Linked DNA regions of Mus musculus: regions 1, 2 and 4 are each linked to region 3. Evidence: chromatin loops called from intact Hi-C (ENCODE). Cell type or tissue: heart. All regions are shown on one strand. Each heading gives the region's core, and the rest is flanking DNA. Links, peaks and the distances in the headings are about the cores only. Region 1 overlaps Tcf20 (transcription factor 20). Region 2 has its middle 3.5 kb from the start of Serhl. Region 3 holds the start of Tbrg3 (transforming growth factor beta regulated gene 3). Region 4 overlaps AW121686 (a long non-coding RNA gene).

Region 1 (5,446 bases), core at 137-5,136, 85 kb before region 3:
GTCTGGGGCTGGAGCTGGAAGAACCCAAGAATAAGTAGGATGACAACCAAGGTCCCAAACACATGAGTTACCAAGGTCTGGATTCCAAAAGTCAGGCTACAATTAAAGACAAAACCAAGTTCCACCTCAGCCAAGCCTTCAAGGACACTTACTTCAAGAATATGTCTCATGACCTGCTTAGAGTTTGACTCTAACCACTGGGCCAACTTAAAGAGACAACGACATAGAAACTGCAGATTCTACTTAGGTGGCATTCAAGTCCATTAGTTCCACTGAAGGCCAATGTAAATAGTTCTCCAAAACATACACACAGATATGCTTGTGTGTGTGTGTGTGTGTGTGTGTGTGTGTGTGTGTGTGTGTGTGTGTGTGTGAGAGAGAGAGAGAGAGAGAGAGAAAGAGAGAGAGAGAGATCACCACTTTGTACAGCTTGTACAAACCAGCAACTTCTAAAACTGCAGAGCTGACAACGCCTTGTCAGTCCATTAGTCTTCATGTTAGGTAGGACCTTGTGCCCCAAGAGCAAGTAGGTGGTTTTCATGAACCTTTCACAAGAGGCAGGCAAAGACAAAAAGCACTATAACAAAGCACCCTGCATCCCTTCTAGGGAGCCCACATCTGAATCCAGACCTATGGCACAGCAAGGTGCAAGCAGCCTTCTCTGAAGTCAGTAAATGAACTACCAATTAAACAAACATTTTCATGGAGGAGGAAAGCCAAATACTCTGAGATGGATTCAACTGTTTTTCAAATTTATGATTTTTTTCCAGAAAATGACAATAAAAAACCTCCTAGATTTTAGTCTAACCAGGGAAGAGGGCAAACCCAACAGAGAATGAGCCTGTTGTGGCTGTAGGAACAGAGGACCCTATTTAGAGAATTATCCCTCAGAGACAGCTAGTACCTCTGCCCACTGGAGCAACAAGGCCTCTGGCCATGTAAGTTCCATTCTCTTCAGCCTACTTTTTCTCATCCTTCAGTGACATGCAGGGCAGAGAGGACAAAGCAAGCTTCCAGACCCCGTCTCCACTAAGCTGCATTCTTATGGCTGTGAGCACACCCATCACAGTTTAATACCTTGACACCATTAAGAATATAGTGAAACTGGATGATGAAAGTCCAGTAAATCTCATTTGCCTTGTTTTTTTTGTTGCCTTTTTTTTTTTGGGGGGGGGGTGCTGAGACAGGGTTTCTCTGTGTAGCCCTGGCTGTCCTGGAACTCACTCTGTAGACCAGGCTGGCCTCGAACTCAGAAATCCGCCTGCCTCTGTCTCCCAAGTGCTGGGATTAAAGGTGCGCGCCACCACTGCCTGGCTTGCTTTTAAAAAAAAAAAAAAAAAAAAAAAAAAAGAATTCTTCACAATACTGGAGTGAGATTACAAATAATAAAATTTGGAAAATATTCTGTTTGTTTTTTCTTTTCAAAAACAAACGAACAAACATAGTATATAAGCCTTACCAAAATTTAAGGATTTTTGTTTGTTTGTTTGTTTTGTTTTTAAAGTGACCACTGGTTAGGTTCCACTAAGGCAAGAGTCAAAAGACCAGGCTCCTGGCAGAAGATTCCCACCCACAGGGTTGTCTTAGAAGCTCTGCCTTTAGGACCATCACTCATAGGCTCATTTGTCAGCTCTTCACTAAGGGCTAACTTTAGAAAAGTTGTCCTGACTCCAATTGGCAGTGGATAGTTAGTTCTGAAGCCTTCTTGCAGACATTCAGGAAGCTAAATAACAAAATAAAAAGCTGTTCTGTTATTGCTTTATTAATCCACATGACTAAAAGCTGGTGGTGCAGCCTAGAGCCATTAGGAGGCCAGAGGCCAGATACACACGGAGCTGGGTGAGGAGGTGGTGGGAGCTCAGCAGGCCCCAACTCACCTGTGCTTGCTGTCCATTCCCACGTGCACACTTCCCCCCTCACCCCCGCTCGGACTGCTCTGTGCTGAGGCTGCCTTTTGCGGTCTTGTTCTGCAAGGGGGGGAGAGGGCATGGAAGGGGAGGCTGATGCCGGCCAAAGCCAAGAGACAAGACAAAAGGGACAGAACAGGAAATACAGTGTGTGGGAACCAGGAAGGGTAGACGAAAGGACAGGAATGGCACATGGAAAAGGAAATAAAAAGCAGAGTCAGTACTGAATGACAAACAGGAGGCACCCAGACTGGGCTTGCTGAGGTAAAACATGATTATAAGTAAAAATAAAGAGAATACTGTCTGATCCTAAGACCCATCTCTGAGAATTATTCTTAAAAGCAAGCATAATCTGTCAGGAACATTCTGAGGACAGTCCTCTAAAGATGACTCCTTTAGTATTTTCCAGCCCTTCTGGAGACTGAGCGCCAATGACCACCAGGTGTCAGTGTGACCTCAGCTACACAGATCCAAGTACAGGAAAACAGGGGCAGCAGGGCAGCAGAAGTTTCCACCTTTGCCCTCCTCCTTCATCCCATCCCATGCTTTCTGTTGTACCGCAGGAATGGGTACAAGTCTCATCTTTTCACCTTTCCTAAAGGAAGTGAGCATTCACCACACTGGGAAATGGGCCGGCAGCAGCCATCACCTATACACCGCTGGGTTGCTTCTGCTGCACTACTTGAGAGAGAATGAGGGCTTCTCCCAGGCTCTGGAGTTGGCCTACTTACTAGTGTGATAGATGTTTCTAGACCAGGCCTTGCACCAACTCATTAACCAGATCCACAAACTAGATAGAGTTCTACTAAAACTCATGTACAAAGCAGTAAGTTTTATTGGGTCTGATATTTAATTACTCCTGAATCACAGACATTCCCCTCAAAAAACTAAACCTCTTCCCAACCTACCACAAAGGCTGTTGGGCCCCTTCCCCAGGGAGTCATTCAGTTCAGTGACACGCCACCTTCCAAAGGCCAGGAGAAGGCTACAGCTACAGCATAGGGAACGGGCACGGGTGAAGCCTCCCAGTGTCTGGGGTTTACCCCTATTTCCCAGCTACATAGCCAGCTCCACTGAGAGTGCAGGGGTCAGTGACTCACCTTGTGCTTGGGGCACCTCACCGAGAAATTCTCCTCATGCAGCAAACAATCTACAAAACAAGACAGTCAGATTAGAATGTATGCTTAACTGAGTATGGCTATACTGGTTGGACAGATACACATAAATGTAAGGGGCCTCAATACTGATTTATTTCCTTCCTAGTTTCAAATGTATATATGCAATACTCTTTTATATAAAATAAACCAACAGTACTTGTGGAGAAGCCAGATGCCATTGGACATATATGTATTTCCCCTAGCTTTATTATGTTTAGTGGATTATCCAGGGAACTGCCATGGGGCGCCCACATGATAACTGGAGACCCTATACTCCCTTCCAGGAGCTTTGGCTGTACCTGGATTTCAAGTTATTGAACATTTAAGACCATTTAGATCTGCATCTTAGACACGCAATTGTTTTCCTCATATTCTTTGCTTCTTGGACCACACTGTAGTTCCTAATAGGAAAACATTGACATCCAAAATAATCTATGGTACATTAACATGGCATCAGTCACAAAACAAAACAAACCCTAGTATTTTAAAGTGGTTGATGCTATGGGTAAATAACCATGATACTGTGATACAAAAATCACCCCCAACAACCAGGACATATAAATGTATAAATAAACTTTAATTTTTAAAAAAGGTTTATTATTTATTTATGAGTACACTGTAGCTGTCTTCAGACATACCAGAAGAGGGCATTGGATCCCATTACAGATGGTTGTGAGCTACCATGTGGTTGCTGGGAATTGAACTCAGGACCTGTGGAAGAGCAGTCAGTGCTCTTAACCACTGAGCCGTCTCTCCAGCCCTAAATTTCATTAAAATGTTTTATATTCATTAAAAGAAAAGCCTTAAAAGAATTCTACAAAAATATAGCCGTGACTCTCTTGAAGAAAATAGGTGGTTTCCATTAAAATGTTTTTATTGGGCTAGAGATGGCTCAAAGGTTAAGAGCACTGGCAGCTCTTCTAGACATCCCAAGTTCAATTCCCAACAACCACATGGTAGCTCACAACCATCTGTAATGGGATCCAATGTCCTCTTCTGTTGTGTCTGAAGACATTGTACTCACATATATAAAATAAATAAATTTTTAAAAAAAATTTCTCTGTATGTTTAAAATGACAATAGTCACTGTCAAAGTTAATTTCCAACAGAGTGTTCAGCTAACTCCACAGGACCAATGCAGAACCTCTTTAAAAACTACCTGAGCCGGGCGATGGTGGTGCACGCCTTTAATCCCAGCACTCGGGAGGCAGAGGCAGGTGGATTTCTGAGTTCGAGGCCAGCCTGGTCTACAAAGTGAGTTCCAGGACAGCCAGGGCTATACAGAGAAACCCTGTCTCAAACCCCCCCCCCAAAAAAAATAAATAAAATAAAATAAAATAAAATCCACCTGAAAAGTCAGTACCCTTTCCCCCTCTGTAGAGATAGCTCAGTATTCAAGTTAGAAAGGTAAGCCTGGAATTTCTGCTGTCACTTACATCCCACAGCCTCCAAAGACACAAGATACTAAATTACACAATTCACACTGAATACTTCAGAGGGAAAACCAAGTCCCATGAGGGTGATTTTAATCCCTGGAGGAAAAAAAATGATATATTCCAACTTTTAACATGGTGACAGCATTCCTGATGGCAGCAAGAATATGTGTGCCTCCAAGAAGTCCAGCTTTACTGCACAAAGGTGGTAGTGTGTGGAGCAGGGCAGATAAATCTAATTAATGAGTTCACTTTGTACATCACAACTCTGACAGACCGACAGCCAGGTTACCAACGCAGGACATGGTGGCAGAATGTTAATAAATATTGATCACACATTCTCAGAGAGCTCTCAGGCACTTACCTTAGTAAGTTTACTATTTAACCAGTTTAAATGAAATCCAGATTAGCAGCCTATATAGCCACAGATTTTAAGTGTAATTGTATATAAGAAGCCGAGGAACACATAAATGAAAACTTCTCAGACCCTCAGGATCCTAAACAAATCAGCTGAGATAGTGGTAGAATTTGACTCACTAGTATTATCTGCCTCTGGAGTCTCAGATCATCTCATCTACAGGGTAGACTATCAGCTTTCTTAGATCAAGGCCCAAGAACTCACCAGTTGTCACTAACTTCTAGGCCCCTCCTCCAGCATGAAACAAGCATAGCAGTAAATAAAATGCATTAATTTAAAACCTACCAGCACATAGCATGACCAAGACTCCTGCAGCTCCAATCTGCCAGTGAGATTAACAGCAGGAGACAGACAACTGGAACTCATGGAAGCACTCTCTGCTCACCTGAGCTCCAGCAGCTCTGTACCACCAGTCTCTAGGCCCAGTCAAACATGGCCCTGTGAAGCTTGGCCACCATAATGCCACAAGGTTTACAAAACCACCAGTTATAGGGACTGTTGCAAAAGACACCATCAGAAAGACACATTTGC
Region 2 (5,446 bases), core at 205-5,204, 200 kb after region 3:
GAAGTCACAGAGAGCAGCTGAGGCTTGGTACTGTGAGAGGCCGGGGGAGCCATGGGTGAAGGTGCAGCCTCAGTGGCAGTTGAAGGCCCAGGACTGAGGGGTCAGGCAAAGGAGTCAAGGCTTGGCACGCTGAAGAGAGCCTATTGGTGAAAATGAAGCAAGAGATTCCATTCCCCCCAGCAATTTTGGAGATGCTAGCATCATGGGATGGCCACCAAGAACAGCAGCAGCTGTGGAGTAGAGCCAGACAGAGCATTGAAGACAAGCTCTGTGTGCTGCAAAGGGCAGAGCTGGAAAAGTGACCCAAGCCCTTTGGAAGAACCCAGAAGATCGTGTGTAGTTCTCAAACATTGGACATTGAGTTATTTGTACTGTTAGAGTTTGGTTTTGCTTGGTTCAGATTGTGACTGTGCCCTGGTTCCTCTCTCTCGTGTAGGAATTTAATCTAATTTTGATTTTTACAGGAGACCATAGCTGAGAGACCTTGAAATTTTAAAAAAGAGATTCTGGATTTTGGGAGAGATTGGATATTTTGAAGATACTGAAATCTTGCCGGGCATGGTGGCGCACGCCTTTAATCCCAGCACTCAGGAGGCAGAGGCAGGCAGATTTCTGAGTTCAAGGCCAGCCTGGTCTACAAAGTGAGTTCCAGGACAGCCAGGGCTATACAGAGAAACCCTATCTCGAAAAACCAAAAAAAAAAAAGATACTGAAATCTTAATGTGTTTTAACTTGCAAAGACTGTGGGACTTTTTAAAAGTTATTTATGTTTTCTAATGTGGGATCTTGGGGATGAATAAGAAAAGAAAGGTTGTGGCTTAATAGTGATGTGTTTGTGTGTCAAGTTGACAAGGGATCAGTTGTACTGGTTGGTTTTGTGTCAACTTGACACAAGTCATCAGAAAGGAAGGAGCCTCAGTTGAGGAAGTGCCTCCATGACACCCAGCTGTAAGGCATTTTCTCAATTAGTGATCAATGGGGGAGGGCCCAGCTCATGGTGGCTGGTGGTTCTGGGTTCTATAGGAAAGCAGGCTGAGCAAGCCATGATGAACTATCCAGTAGGCAGTAACCCCACCCCCATGGCCTCTGCATCAGCTTCTGCCTCCAGGTTCTAGCCCTGCTTGAGTTCCAGTCCTGACTTCCTCCAATGACAGACTATGATCCAGAACTGTAAGCCAAATCCTTTTCCTACCCAACTTACTTTCTTTTTTTGGTTATGATGTTTCATCACAGCAATAGAAACACTAAGACACATGCCTAGGCTGGCCTTGAACTCATAACCTTTCTTCCTCAGTTTCCTTATCCTGCCTCCTGAGTGCACGGATTGAAGACCGGTCTCAGATGCAAATCTAGAACTGAGACCATATCTGAGACTTAGAATTCATTGAATGGATTTAATAGTATCCTAAGAAGACAGAGTCATAAACAAATGATTCTACTGGGATGCCGTCTGTGCTGCCCAGTGAACTGAGTGCCTGAAATTCTGCCTCCATCACCAGCAGCCGCACACAGGCAATCCCATCTGAAGGACACAGAGAAAGATGGAGGGACATGCTTTTTTTCTTTCCTGTGATTTTGGTTCTGTTTGTGCATCTAAGAGTCTCAGGGACCACAGCACACACACACCCACCCCCCACCCCTGAGATCACACACCGGTCAATGGTGCACAGACTGTGTTTTGAGTAAGAAAAGCTGCTCACGGGCTCAGAAATTTGAACCCCTGGTCTCTTGTTGGTGGCACTGATTGGGGAAGTTTTGAAAGCTTTAGGTCAGGTGGAGCCTTGCTGGAGAAAATGTGACACTGGGGGTGGGCTTTGAGGGTTTAGCTTTGTCCTACTTCCTCTCTTTTCTCCCCTTCTCCTCCCCCCTCTAGATGCATCCCTCCTTCTATCTCTCTCCCAACATCTCTGCCCCTATCTCTCTCTTTCCCCCATCTCTTCCCATATCTCCCTCATCTCTCTCTCTCCCTCTCATTCCCCCCTTCTGCATCTTGATGTGTATAAATAAAAATGTGACCAGCCAGCTTCCTGCTGCTTTTCCCACCACACACTCTTTCCCCAGGATGAACTCTGTCCATCTGAAACCATAAGCCAAAAAAACCCTCACCCTCTTCCTTAAGCACTTAGGTCAGGGTATTTTATCACAGCAACAGAACGGGAACTAATACAGAAGTGACTGTGGACTTAGTGTTAGAGAGAAGCAGAGAGCGCCATCTGCTGTGCTCAGCCAGCTGTGCCCTCCCTCCTTGGCCCAGGGAACTGTGCTGTCCATAGCTAAGGTAGGGTTCCCCACCTCAATTAATTTAATCTAGAGAAAAAAAAAACCTCACAGACATGCTCAAATGTATAATTCCATCAGAACTCTAAATTCAGTCAAGCCTGAATAATAAAGTACATTTTAATAAATAATAATAAATAATAGAGTAAAAATTAACCACCTGAGAGCTCTAAGATAACCGACCAGGTAGAGAGAAACATACAGTTCTGTGTTTCTTCTCAACAAACAGTCCCTCAGAATATAACAAGCCTTTTCGGACTAAACCCTGTCTCGATAAACAAACATGAATAAAATTTTTAAAGTTCTCATTTGAATGTTTTTGAGTTTTGGCTTTTGAGCTAGGGTCTTACTCTCTAGCCCTGACTGGCCTGGAACTCACAGAGATCCTCCTGCCTCTGCTTCCTGAGTGCTGGGATTACAAGCATGTGCCTGGTTAAATTTGAGGTTGTTTTTTTGTTTTGTTTTGTTTTGTTTTTTAAAGGTTTATTTATTTTATGTATGTGAGTACACTGTTGCTGTCTTCAGACACACCAGAAGAGGGCATTAGATTCCATTACAGATGGTTGTGAGCCACCATGTGGTTGCTGGGATTTGAACTCAGGAACTTCAGAAGAGCAGTCAGTGCACTTAAACCGCTGAGCCATCTCTCCAGCCCGAGGTTGTTTTGAAACAGTTTTTGCTATGTAGCTCAGGCTGGCTTTGAACTTGAGATCTTCCTGGCTGGGCATCTCAACCTCTGTGGTGGTTTGTATATGCTTGGACCAGGGAGTGGCACTATTAGGAGGTGTGGTCTTGTTGGAGGAAATGTGTCACTGGGGGTGGGCTCTGAGACTTTCCTCCTAGCTGCCATTAAGACAGTCTCCTGTTTGCCCTCAGATCAAGATGTAGAACTCTCAGCTCCTCTAGTACCATGCCTGCCTGGATGCTGCCATGCTTCTCTCCATGATAGTGGACTGAATCTCAAAACCTGTAAGCCAGCCCCAGTTAAATGTTTGCCTTTATAAGAGTTGCCTTGGTTATGATGTCTCTTCACAGCAATGGAAACCCTAAGACAACCTCTGAGATAGCTGGGTGTGGTGGCACACGCCTTTAATCCCAGCACTCGGGAGGCAGAGGTAGGTGGATTTCTGAGTTCGAGGCCAGCCTGGTCTACAAAGTGAGTTCCAGGACAGCCAGGGCTATACAGAGAAACCCTGTCTGGAAAAACAAAAACAAACAAACAAACAAAAAAAGACAACCTCTGAGGTTGTAGACTTGAGCCACCGTACGCAAGGCTCTGGTCTTCATTTCTCTCTGCAAAAAATAAACTTAAATTTTGGTATAATTTTAAATTTACAGGAAAAACTGCAAAGAGACTCCAGAATTTAAACGCTCCCACCCCACCCCCATTCTTGCGCTGTCAGCATCTTTCAAGCCATGGGCAGCCAGAAATAAACACTGGTCTGCTGCCGGTCTACACTCTGGGCTTATATAGATTCCCCCCCCCCCCCCCCCCGCCCCGCCCCAGCTCCTCCTCCCAGGTTCTTTTTCTGTTCCAGAATCCAACCCGGGATCCCATGCTGTGTTTAGTGTCATTTCACAGATTTAGCTAGGAGCTTCCTGTTGCTGATAAAGGGGGGAACTCCTGGGGAACTCTTGTCTCTCTCAGTTGGGGATGTGTGTGTTTAGTAATCCCTTCCCCTGGATGCTGCTGCTATTCCAATCTGAGGAAGCTTAAGCACAGGGTAGGAACCTAAGACCTTAAAAAACACTCACACATCCTCCCTGCCCTCTTGTTGCTATAGCTTGTGTGAGCCCCTAGAGAGTGAGCCTGGGGCAGCGATTCTCAGCCAATCCAATAGGCAGTCATCGATTGAGTCTCTCCTGTGCACAAGGCCCTCAGGTAGATGTTAGCGGGGAAACTGTTTTTTACAAGGACCATATCCTACTTTTTAAGAAGCCAACATGCATTCAGAGAGAGAGAGACGGCTAGAGCCACGTGGGGGTGAGAGGCAGGTAGCAATGGTGTGAACAGAAACAAGGAGGTGCTTCCACCCGTGAGGGCTGAGAGGGTTTCTAGGGAAGCTGACTTTGAAACCAAGTCTTGAAAAGAGGGTAGAATTGTCCAGGGTAGAAGGAAGGAATTGTCCAGGGTGGAAGGGGGGGAAAAGGCTCAGAGATATAGACAGCAAGAGTCAGGTGTAGAGAACGGATAGCACAGGAGAGGGAAAGGCCCCCCCCCAACACCATCTAATAGACCGGCAGGAGATCAACCCCCACCCCAGCCCGCAGTGAGAGGCACCCAGATTTTCACACGAGTAAAATAAGAGGTGGGGAAGGGGCTGGTGGCAGCTTGTGGTCGCAGGATAAGCAGGGCAGAATGGAGTCACAGGGACGGAAAGGGAAGAGGTAGATGGAAATGATGGGACACAGATGGATGTGAACATGAGGATGAGACTGAATGGAGGGACAGTGACTGTAGCCATGGACCAGCAGGACAGACAGGAGCCGGCTGAGGTCATGGCTGCTGGAGGGGCTGGTTGAAGCAAGGGAATTTTGAGGTCAAAGGAATGCGAGATGCCAAGTGCAAGTATTGGTAACAATGTGTCACTGGGAAAGATTGGGAAAGGTCCCAGGCTTCCTGGTAGGTGTCTTGTTCCCAGTGGCTCTGAGTGACTGTACTCCGACAGAACTCAGTGAAGACCCTTATCTATCGAGAATCAAAGTGTGTTCTCCACCGATAGATGCCACTGATTGGACCCAACAGAAGTGTTCTCAAAGGGCTGGGGATGTAGCTCAGTTGGTAGAATGTTTGCCTGGCATGCATGCATCCACGTGTTTGACCCCCAGCAGTGCATAAACCAGGCGTGCAACCCCAGTGTTCTGGAGAGGGAGGGAGGCGGCTCAATTCAAGGTCACCCTCAGCTATGGAGTGAGTTCGAACCCTGTCTCCAAAAACCAAAGAATAGAACAGAAAAGCGTGGTGTGTTCCCAGCTCCTAACCTCTGAGTGAAACCACTCAGAAAAGTCCTGTCACAACCAGGCGGCCCCATTTTCCAGCCCCTCATCTACGTTGGCCTATTTTTCAGCCTCAAATTTCTCTCCACAGTGGCTCTGCCCAGCCTCCCCTCCCTCCCCTTACTACAGCCTGTGATGCTCAGGGTTTGCCCTGTCACCCCTTTGGGGAACT
Region 3 (5,446 bases), core at 118-5,117:
GTATAATCTTAAGTGTCTCCTTATGTGACAGGCATGATTTTAACTAATATAAAAGAAAACCTTCTTTTAACACATACACAAGATAAACATTATGAGCCCATTTTGCCATCCACGTTTAAAGACCATTAAGGCTATACAGACCAAAATTTTTTAAAAAATGATCTAAAAAAACCATAGTGAGCTATATTTTATGGGGAATTGAGCAAAAACAAAAAAACAAACAAAAACAAAACAAAACAAAGTCTTCCACAAACAAGAGCAAAATCCAAGTTGGTCTAAGAGTACTTACCATTCAAAAGCATATGGCCCAGGGCCCTCACACACCAGAAAATCAGTAAAACTAACGGGTTCTTCAGCATCTGCCAGGGAAGTACCCTGCTACCACTAGGAATAAACCGGGGATGCAAACCATTTACTGCATCCTGAGGTGGATATTAATTCTGCAAGCCTACTACATCGCATAGCTAATTCTACTTTATCCCTACTCCAAGACTGAAATTGGAATTTGAAGTTAGCCAAGTAAGAGTCACCTAAAAGATCTTGAAATAGCATCCCTTCCCCACGTGGAAAGGGCTTCCAACAAAAACAGACCCAATCATCGCATCCATATTTCCCAATTAGCCAGTGCTTTTTCGGAAAACTCTTATCACAAAGGAAAAAAAAAAAGCATAATAATGTGCATTCAACATAAGCTAGACTGCTATTAATAGTGTGCGTTTTCTCTTCAGAAGCACAGAAAAGCACTGGGAATTGAGCACAAACTACCCTGACCAAGTTACTTCTCAAGCCAGTGAGGCGCATCTTACATCTCTCAGTAAAGTTCCTATGATCAAAATGAGAGCGAGCACAAAACCGGAGTGGAAGAACCACCAAACCAAACTCAAATAAACCTTCGAAATGTCTGGCCTGCAAGGGAGTCTTTAACAGAAGTGTAATTGAGGCATGAGAGGGTAGGTAACTTGCCCAGGGCTACAGTTTATTTGGTGGCCAAGCTGGAAGTGCATTCCAGGCCTCCTAGATCAGAATTTAGTGCCGTTTCCCCAGCTGCCAATGCCACCCCATGTAAAATCTTTTATAAAACTCTTCACTAAGGCTGTTAACATAAGGGTCCAATTATCATTCAAAGATCAGCCTGTTAGATAATAGCTCAAAAATTCCATCCATTTTTATAGCATTTACCAGAGTCATCTAATCTCTGGAGGGAGAACGCAGAGCTCGGGTAGAAACCCCTAATTCTGATTCGTCCCCAAAGGAGTTGAATACAGGCAGGCAAGCAAAACTGGTGTCCGCACCCACAAACCGTGGAGGAATCCGCAGCTCCACTGCCCCCCCCCAACACACACACACACACACACACTAAATTCCACTCCCATCCCGGCGCACTCAAGACATCCCACCTCCCGCCGCAGGCCGGATAGCAAACTCTTCTATAAGCCACCACTTTTCCGTGAGAATGAGGAAGAGAGACTCAGAGCCTCGCCTTCCCATCCCCTACCCGCGAGAAAGAGCTCCTTCGTGGACTCCGCGGGACCCTGCGCCCTGCCCTGCTCACCGCGGCGGGGGAGGGGAGAGCGCCCCACACAGGAAGTGCATCCTGCGCCCCTAGCTCGCGCCCCGCCGCCGGGTACCTGCTCTGGGCCGCCGGCAGGCGACAGGCAGCCGCATCCACATGGCCTCAGGTGTTCGCGCGGCTGCTCCGCCAGCCCCAGCCGGCCCCTCCCCGGCCCGCTCCAAGCCCGGCCCTTCACGGGTGCCTCGCCCCCAGCCCCCGGCCAAGAGGCCAGCAACGCCGGTCCCCGCGGGGCTGCCAAGAACGTGGACCCCTCAGCACCTCAGGCCGCAACGACCAGGTATCTCCGCCCGCAGCCCCAGAGCCTCCGGCCGCTCTGCCCTGACGCCGGTCCTGGCCGTTGACCCCTCGGCAGCCCACGCCGGTCCCCTCAGCCCGCTCCGCGACTCCCGAGGCTCAGCACTTGCAGGGCGGGCCGGGCCACGACCTGTGCTCCCAGCAGCCAGCCTGAGCGGCGCGGCCCGGTCCCGGCCCCTCGGGCTGCCCTTTCTCCTCAGGCCGGGCGGCGGTTACCTGCAGGAGCCCCCCGGCCCGTCCCTCGGCCTCCGCCGGCGCTGGGAGGGGAGGGGGCGGCGGCGCGGCGCGGGGTGGGGGTGGGGGTGCCTCCACCGCCTCCAGCGCGGACGCCCAGGCCGACGGCGGGGCGGGCCGGGGCCGCGGCCCCTAGAGGCTCGCTCCGGCCCGCGCGCTCGCTGGCTCACTCCCCGCTCCGGCGCGCCTCAGGGAGGGCTCCCCCGGCTGAGGCCGTGGCCGCCTCGCAGGGGCCGAAGGCGGCTCGGCTCCGGGTTTTTTCTCTCCATTCTCCCAACACACAGGAAATAACAGAGCGTCAGGTGACGGCGCGCAGCCAATGAGGCGGCTCCGGGCCCCGGCGCGCGGGCGGGCGGGAGGGCGCGCGGCGGGGCGGGGCGGGCGCAGGGGGCGGGGCCGGGGGCGGGGTGGCGCGCTGCCCACCCGCGTGTGGCAGCGTCGAGAGGCGCAGCAAGGAGACCCCCTACTCTGCGGTCCGGGACCACGCGCCCAGTGCTACCTCCAGCCCTCCGCTTAAGGCTACCTTGTGGGGTGCCCCAGAGCAACTTTCTGGGGAGTTAGTGGCACAGAACCTTCTACTGGGATTTCTGGAGTTCTCCCAGAGCCTCCAAATCCGAAGTCGCGCCTTTGGCAGCCCTTGAAGCCCGTGGCAATTTGTATAGTTACTTGAGCTGCCACCAGGGTGGCTCCCGCTTTCTTAACGTCCGCCGGGCCCAGGTGGGTAACATGGCCTGGTGTGTGCGGATGCACTCTCTGCCCATGGTGCCTACTGGGTGTTCCTGGATGAACAACAGTCTCTGACACTCAGTTTCCTCCGTTCTAAAAGCAAAGAAGCCAACCTACCTCACGTGTAAAATAGACTTCCACACCAGTAGTCTGCAGTGGTGCTGAGGTTCTGCACTCCTGGATGGTAGGCCCAGAACTGAAGTAAGAGATTTCCAGGGCCATGCCTCAGGCCCTAGCCAGCCTTCCCTTGTTCCTCAGATATCTTCACAGAGCAAAGGGCTAAATTTCTTTTTCCTCAAGAAAAATCTCATGTACAACCACCGTCTCATAGATCAGTGGTTCTCAACCTTCCTAATGCTTTGACCCATTAATATAGTTCATATTGTGGTGACCCTAACCATAAACTATGTCAATGCTACTTCATAACTGTAATTTTGCTACTGTTATGAATAGTAATCTCTGTTTTCTGACAGCCTCTCCTGTGAAAGGGTCATTCACTACCAAAGCTGTCCCGACGCCTAGGTTGGAACTGCTGCCTTAGATGGCAGTACCTACTGTGTGCCCACCCCTCTGCTATGCAAAATGAAGCTAATAAGGAGAGGGTGAGGTTGGACTATTTATACCCTGCTTTTGGCACACTCAGAGACCTCTCCACTTTGGACCTCACAGATGCAAGAGGAAGGAGAAGGTTTGAATTATGTGTCCCTAAAACTACTGATTCTAAACTAAGCCTGCATCCAGCCTAGATGTTGGGGAGTCTGTGGCTTCCCCTCTAAAGCAACCCAACTTGAGAGGAAACTGGAATCCAAACATGCTTTGGGTGTAAGGTGAGATGCTGACAGGAGTCAGTTGTGGTTGGTCTGGGGACCAGATTTCATATATTTGGGATCTACAGATCCCTGTGGCCTGGCTTTTACCCTTTCACCTTTCATTCTATCCAGCCAGAGTACTTCACTCTCCCTAGCCTCAGGCCACCCACAGAGGGTCTGGTGATTCCAGGCACAGCTAGGGATCCTGGTTCTAGGGACCCTATCAGGAGGATGTGGTGGAGAAGGTAATGATTTCTCCCAGCCCACCTCATCAAGTAGGGGCTAGTCCAACGCAGGTCTGGCTGTTCCCGGAGATTTGACTCCCCCACACCTCTTTGACAACAGGCAAAGTGCCAAGCCCTTCCGGAGCAAAGCGGCAAAGCTGAATAGACCGCCAGGCCCTGCCCTCTAGCTGTTCCCATTGTTCTGTTTCTTTCAAACTCTCAGCCACTAAGGCTTTTAAGAGACCACAGCCTGGCTACTGCTAGTGTCAAGACTGCCATGAGAAAGGTGGGAGGAACTGGAAACCTCTAAAGTTTTCTGCACCAAGGGGCGTGGGAGGGAGGAGAATGTAGATGTGCCTTCTTGGTGACTCAGTGTTGAAGGCATCCCCAGCCAGTTCATAAAGGGACACCATTTCCTCATTCTCCCTTCTTCCTAGGTCTCACTTTGCCTCACGGGGACAAGAAGGATACCAGAGAGCTCACGAGGAACAGGATGCAGAGAAACACTGGGTCCAGTCCCTGCCTCCTTCCCTACGGTAGCCCCCTCCCTACTCTTTCAGTCCCTTTCAGAACACTATCCAGATGACCACCACATGGAAGCTTGCCCCATTCTTACAGCCAGATCTGCTGGGACCCTACCATATGCCTTTGAATTATCACACAGAGGAAACACATTCATTGAAATCATGACCAGCAGACAGGTAGTAGTGCTCTTGTGCTGTGTGGGGGGCCTGGACAACTCATTTCTCCCCGCTGAGTTCCATGCCTGACCCCCTAGTGTTACCTCACTTAATAGGTACTGAGAGTATCTAATGAGAGCTGCACCAAGAATTCATGCAGTACCAGACACAACTAACTCTAACACCACCATGCACTGTGATACACGCTTGGAGTCCAAGGATGCAGGAGACTGAAAGAAGGATATCACTGTAAATTGGAGGCCAGAACAGCTGAGCAGATAAAGCTCAGGGAAATTAATTGCTACCCAAAGTCCTACAACTCAGGGTCGTTACTTTGTTTTGAGACAGAGTCTCAGAGGCTGGCTTCAAGTCATCATCCTCCAGACTCAGCCTCTGGGGTGCTGGGATCGCGGCCCTGACAATACTACACCCAGCTTGCTTCAGCCTCTTGTATCCTCCTTGTCTCAAATGTATCCATCTCAGTTTTCTTTCTATACTTTGTAGTCTTTTAAAGAAAACAAAGTAAATGAGCTGTTTCTTTCTCCCATCTCTCCTAACCCAGTCCACTCTAAACTACCTATTGAACGGAATCACTGTGTATCAATTCCAGAGGCAAAACTAATCCCTTCTCTCTTTCTCTGGCTCTGAGATGGCTTTTGGAAACCCTGTGTCACTCCTTTTATTACAAACTCCTCAGCCCTCCTCCAAGAACCTGGGCCGCTCTGGGATTACAAATGGAGCCTTCTGCCTCTAGGTCACTGATTCTGCTACCATCTGTCAGCACGGATTGATTGAGGAGACTGGCCCTGCTCAGCAGATCAGTGACTTGTGAGAACTGAGCCAGGGTGTCTGTTTCAGCTGCAGGCTGGTGTCGTCCTTCCCCATACTAGCTGACTCTCTTGAGCA
Region 4 (5,446 bases), core at 333-5,332, 87 kb after region 3:
GGAATGTGATTTAAATACACGTTTAAAATGCTGGTGATCCCCACAGAACAGAAGGAAGTAAATCACTGCAAATTAATTTTTTTTAAAGCTAATCCAGGCAGGAGGGCTGGCTGGGCCGGTGGGTAGGTGGGAGGCAGCTTTGATTCTGTCCAGGCCAGAGCCTGAATAAAGTATGTAGACAGGCTCTCTAGCCATGGGCCTGCTCAAACCCCTGAAGTGGGGTGGGTTGGAGGGAGATTCCATAAGAGCTTCATCCAACATCTGCAAGAATCCGACAACCTGCCACGGGGGAAGGTGCCAGGAGAACAGGTCTGCCGGGCGTAGAAGCCATGAAAAATCAAATTACAGCCAGTTCTTCTAAGCGGGATTCCAGCGTTCCAGCCAAGAGTCTGTGATCTGACTCCATGTATGCAGCTCTATTTAGGGGTCTGACTCTGGCTAAGGGAAGCTGTTCAGGGTCCTGTCCACAGGACAGGAAGTGGATATAGTTATGGTGGCCCTGTAATCTAGCCATCCGGGGTCCCTCGCTCTCTACGTTCCCTCAGAGTAGTGCTAAAGGAAACTTCATGCAAGAAATAGGAGCAGTCCTGTGGGTGGCACACATCTTTAATCCCAGCTCTTTCGAGACAGGGGCCTGAGGATCTCTAAGTTCGAGGTCAGCCTGGTCTACAGAGGTGAGTTCCAGGACAGCCAGGAAAATAAAAGCAAAACAAACAAACAAACAAAACAGGACAGCCAGGGCTACATAGAAAAACCCTGACTTGAAAACAAAAACAAACAAACAAAAAAGTGGGAGCAGGGGAGGGTGGGGGGGGTCTGAGCCTAGGGCTAGGACAGGTGCTCTCCTTCCTGCGCCTTCCCTGATGAGGCCCTGTGGTCCCGTCCCGTCCCCCCCCCCCGCCCCCCCCACACACACCGCTTTAGTGTTGCTATGAGCACTCTGCCTGCTTCTCCCTCTAGGCCTGCTGGCTTCTTTTAATTCATTTCTATGAGCGTGGCCTGAAGTGGTGGAGCCCAGGCCTCCAGCCAGGGGAAAGGAGAAAAGAAAGAAAAATCCCTGCACACCTGCCAGGCTGAACAGCTCATTTTCTTTGGGAAGGTCTACCTGGCCACCAGGCCCTTTGCCTCTCATCCGGCCAGCAGAAAGCTGCCATCTTTGAGCTCCTGCTTAATGACATGGACAGACATCATTTACCGTGTTGTCCATACAAAGCATCATGCCAGATATGGGACTCTCTCATATATATACATACATACATACACATATATAGATGAACTATCACATATATATGATATATGTGATATATGAACTATCAAGAAGTCAGGAAGAGCAAGGAAGCCTTCCTGAAAGTTGTGACAATGGCCCTGGGACCCAGGAGATGAGGCGCATTATCGACCACCTCTTCCGGTCAGCCCTTACAGACAGGCTCTCTTTGATGCCCACCCAAGCTGCCTCTCCTTCCTGGCCGTGTATTGCTTGTCACCTGTGTCCCTGCACTGGTCTGGAATCCCTGTGAGGAATGTGACTAGCTCTGTCTTGGTCACTGCTCCACTGCCCATGCCTAGCTGCAGCAGATGTTCTGTTTTGTATCAATCAACAGAATAAATAGGGGCTGTGAGGATGGCTCAGCAGGTAAAAGTGCTTGCAGCCAAGCCCAAGGACTTGAGTTCAATCCCAGGGCCTACAAGGTAGAAGGAGAGCACTAACTCGGCAAGTAGACCTCTGATCTCCCAATAAGGACAGTGGTACTGATGCTCCAGCACATGCACACGCACACACACGCACATGCACACGCGCGCACACACACACATGCCCCCACGCATGTACACACATACACACAAAGTAAAATACTATATGATCTCTCTATGTAGCCCTGACTGTCCCAGAACTCACCAGGTAGACCAGGCTGGACTCAAAATTCACAGAGATCTACCTGCCTCTGTCTTCTGAATGATGATGTTAAAGACATATGCCACCACATCTGACGATAAATCTTTTTTAAAGAAAGAATAAACAATACATGCAAAGGTCCCACAGGGACCAAGGGTACAGAACGTGATAGAAAATGAGCCTGGGACTCACCCAAGAATCACCCTAGACATGTCTGTATCTCTTCACCAGCAGGCTCTTCTCTGCCCTCCTCCCCCCACCCCCATCCTACCCCCACACCCGCCCAGTCAAAGCGCCTTTTTTTCCTTATAGAAGAGTGTCACTAATCCCCTGTCCCACTGGCTCTGCCCCAGGCTTCACACCTTTGGGAAGAATAAGAGACACTAGCGTCCCCTGCCAGAGCTCTGCCTTGAGCTCCCGCCTCCAAGATACATGGACACCTGGAGCCACGGGGGCAATGACAAGCAAATCCAGAAGTCCCAAAACAACACAACCCCCATCCCTCTGTCTCATCTATACTGCCCTATACTCCCCCAACCCACACCCACACCCAAACCTCCTCACTGAAGCTGAGAAAAGCAGCCAGAACGCATGGTGTTAGTCCTGTCTTCTGATTCCTAGAGTGGGACACCAAGTTACCCTCTTTCTCAGATTCCTCACTGGAGAGACGGGGACACTTCAAATGCAGCCAATTGCACCAAAGAGCAGATTAGCGGAATCAAGGTCTCCTGCCTCATCTTACTACCCGGGGGAAAAGGGGGCTGCTGAACCCGAGGCTTGGAGCTCCCACCCGCACAAGTCGCCATAACCAAGAACCTAAGATTCTGGGGACGCCGCGGGGTCTTCGTGTGTGCGAGCTGCCCCTTTCCCCTCCGGGAGTTACTCAACGCACTCCAGCAAACTTTCCAGAAGCGTCTACAGCTTCCCGTGGCTCTGCAACACTACCAACCATCAACTCGCGTCCACAGCCTCGCTTGCTCCCGGCTACCTGGAGGTCCCCCGAGTCCCAGGACCGCGCGCACCTCCACACACTCTCCAGCCACTGCGGACCTCAGCCTTGGGGATCAGTCTGTCCCCGTTTCAGATCTCCCGGGCGCCTCCTCCGCACCACCTGCGCTCATCTACACCGCCTCGGGGGTCCTCGGGTCGCTTGCGTCTACACAGCTTCAGCAGTCTCCGGGTCTACACAACCCAGCACATGAGCGATGCCCTCAAGGTTCACCCAGTGTCTCATCCCAGTGCCTACCTTGCCTACTACAGTTCCTCACGCTCCCGTCCTGGCTGTGCCTTCTGGTTCACACACATTTTGCAATCTTGTCAGTAGAGAAAGGAAAGGAAATCTTGTAATCCTCCTGCAGCCACGTGGTGTTTGCCCCTAACCCCCTTCTCCGTTTTTTTAGTTGTTTTGTTCTTTTTTTTTTTTTCCTTTAGAACAATATTCATCCCCAACGGCCGCTAGCTGCGGGCTCCGGGCAAACGCAGCTGGCTGCGGGGGCGTGGCCCTGGGCGGAGAGAGGGCGTGGCCTGGGCGGGCAAAGCGAAGTGTCTCTGCCCTGGCCTCCCTCCGCTAGGAAACCGTGGCCTGCGACCAAGGCTCCTGTTCCAGCTCAGGATTGGTCAGCCCACTCGCGATGCTGATGCCTAATTGGCTGAGACGAAGAAGACTCAGAGGTGGTGGTGGTGGTGGTGGTGGTGTGTAGATTTTATTCTTTGCCTTTTTTTTCCCCCTGAGGCGGCCGCTGCTCTGTGGGTTCCTCCTGAACTCTGCAGCCTTTTACTCTCTAACACCGTGCTCCCCATCGTAATGTTTAATCCCACCTCGAATGATAACTACATTTCTTTGTCCTTCTCCACCTCCATGAGGTCAGGACTCGGGGTTTCGACCGCTTAGTAGTGTAGCCCCAGTGCCTGCCTTATAGTAGGTGTATCAAAAACATTTGTGGATTATATTAATAGAAATGGTGCACGTGGGGTCTTGGAGCTATATTTAACGCTGGCAACAGTCCTAAGGAGAAACAGAGGTACAGAGATTGGAGGAACCACCGGCCTGATTGTGGTTACATATAGGCTTAATATGTAGGCTCCAGCTTTGTAAACAGCAATGCCCTGTGGGGTATCAGAACCTGCTTCTCACGTGTCCAGTGTTAGACTAAAGCAAGAAGAGGGTCGCAATATAAGTTATTTCAGTGAATGTGCTGTCCCTAGCACGGCGTTTCGCAGCGCCGAAATGAAACCCCTCCTGTCTCCGTGCTAAGATCGCAGTGACTGTTGAGCCTCTCCCTTCATGGAAACCCACCTGCTTAACACAGGTCACAGTGTCAATCTCTGACTGTTTGGGCATAGCACGTGTGTACCCAGGGAGAGCCACAAGAATGATCAAACCACGAGCAAGTGACATGATCCTAGATACCGATCTTTGGTTGGGATGTCCTTGGAGAAACCCTGAGAGGTCTTTTTGATTGAAGAGTAGTTTCTAAGAAGAGATTGAGAAAGGGCTTGCCTGATAAAGGAGTGTGTAGGAGGCGCTGCTCATAGAGTTGGATCGTAGTGGGTTAATGAACCAGAAAAATGCTCCGGGGAAACCTGTTTCCTATATAGTGTGTATCCAGAGTCGGGACTGAGGAAGGCTGGCTTGGTGCCTGATGAATGAGTTCTTGTGTCCGTGACTTCACGTGCCCTTCTTATAAGAACACCAGTTGGTAGATTTAGGGCCCACCCTAATCCAGTGTAACCTTATCCTAGGTCAATTAAATCCGTGAAGACCCAATTTCCAAACCAGGCTCATTTATATTTTTCAACCCACAGGCTCCTTTGGATCTGTGAACAGTAAGCGCAGAAGCCCTGAGGCTGCTGGGGACAGACTCCCTTCCCAGCTGCCCACTGCTCTCTTGGGGCTTAACCTCCTCCAGCTCATTTCTGATCCTGGCCCCTGGTGGCCACTGCCTACCCAGAGTCCAGAAGAGAGGCAGCCCTCTAAATGCTAGGAGTTCGCAGGTAGACCTTCCAACCAACCATGTCCAGCGTGGTGCTCTGAGCAGGGCCCCACTGTCCCATCCTCCCACACACACCCTGACTGCCTCCTTCCCACCCCCACCCCATCCAGAGATGGACAAGGACAATGAAAGCTATTTCACAAGCAGCTGGTGATTAATCGCCAAGTTAATTAAAGAGGCTGTAATTGCACTCCTGTTTCAGAGGTGGGGATGATGTCTTGGGCAGGGATGGGTGGTCGGCTTAGGTCTCCCTGAGAAGATGGAGCCAACAAGGCAGGAAGAAAAACAAGTGGTATATTCTAGATGTAGATGCTTCCACCGTAGCTGAAATGCTTATTTGACACAGTGAGCCTAAATGTTTATGCTTGTCTCTGTACATTTCCATGTCTTTGAAATATTTCATTAAGGATGAGGGGGAAAATTCGCCAAGGAGAAGGCTAAGTATTTCTAAACTCTAGTTTCAGATTTATAAATGACCTCAAATACCAGTGTGCCTCGATTTACACAATGGAGAGGCCTTTAAAATTATGTGCAAATCGAATCCCGTTTGCCTGCCCGGTAT

Evidence for each region. A loop is a pair of places that touch in the nucleus more often than their neighbours do. Peaks named below come from ENCODE experiments on the same cell type or tissue, not always from the same donor. Only the 100,000 strongest peaks of a DNase experiment are listed, where the experiment ranks them.
Region 1: it touches region 3 in a loop (2.0-fold over the local background); 8 of 42 quality-filtered maps call a loop at or near these places.
Region 2: it touches region 3 in a loop (2.0-fold over the local background); 2 of 42 quality-filtered maps call a loop at or near these places.
Region 4: a loop joins it to region 3, with 1.9 times the contacts of the local background. A loop is called at or near these places in 3 of 42 quality-filtered maps.

What each region holds. Positions count from the first base shown.
Region 1 is chr15:82,812,604-82,818,049 of GRCm38, forward strand. It overlaps Tcf20 (transcription factor 20), which reads right to left. Exons shown (of 5, transcript NM_013836.3): 4 at 3,008-3,057. Among named protein-coding and RNA genes, the nearest start is that of Cyp2d26, 21 kb to the left of the region's middle. In heart, for the core only: a CTCF peak has its summit at 2,345 (motif pointing right); a DNase peak (open chromatin) is centred at 1,918.
Region 2 is chr15:83,093,946-83,099,391 of GRCm38, forward strand. No RefSeq gene overlaps it. Among named protein-coding and RNA genes, the nearest start is that of Serhl, 3.5 kb to the right of the region's middle. In heart, for the core only: a CTCF peak has its summit at 2,214 (motif pointing left); no DNase peak of the experiment used is centred there; H3K27me3 peaks cover 347 bases.
Region 3 is chr15:82,897,419-82,902,864 of GRCm38, forward strand. The region is part of intron 1 of Tcf20 (transcription factor 20); the gene reads right to left. Tbrg3 (transforming growth factor beta regulated gene 3) reads right to left here and starts at 1,043. Exons shown (of 1, transcript NR_027799.1): 1 at 1-1,043. It overlaps Gm20324 (predicted gene, 20324), which reads left to right and starts at 1,662. Exons shown (of 4, transcript NR_045068.1): 1 at 1,662-1,850; 2 at 3,301-3,654; 3 at 4,298-4,396. In heart, for the core only: a CTCF peak has its summit at 2,817; a DNase peak (open chromatin) is centred at 2,363; H3K4me3 peaks cover 2,807 bases; H3K27ac peaks cover 2,269 bases.
Region 4 is chr15:82,984,479-82,989,924 of GRCm38, forward strand. AW121686 (a long non-coding RNA gene) reads left to right here. Exons shown (of 2, transcript XR_384274.3): 2 at 2,245-3,320. It also overlaps a transcript of Tcf20 not described here. Among named protein-coding and RNA genes, the nearest start is that of AW121686, 6.0 kb to the left of the region's middle. In heart, for the core only: a CTCF peak has its summit at 3,396; a DNase peak (open chromatin) is centred at 3,463; H3K4me3 peaks cover 1,870 bases; H3K27ac peaks cover 243 bases; H3K27me3 peaks cover 2,458 bases.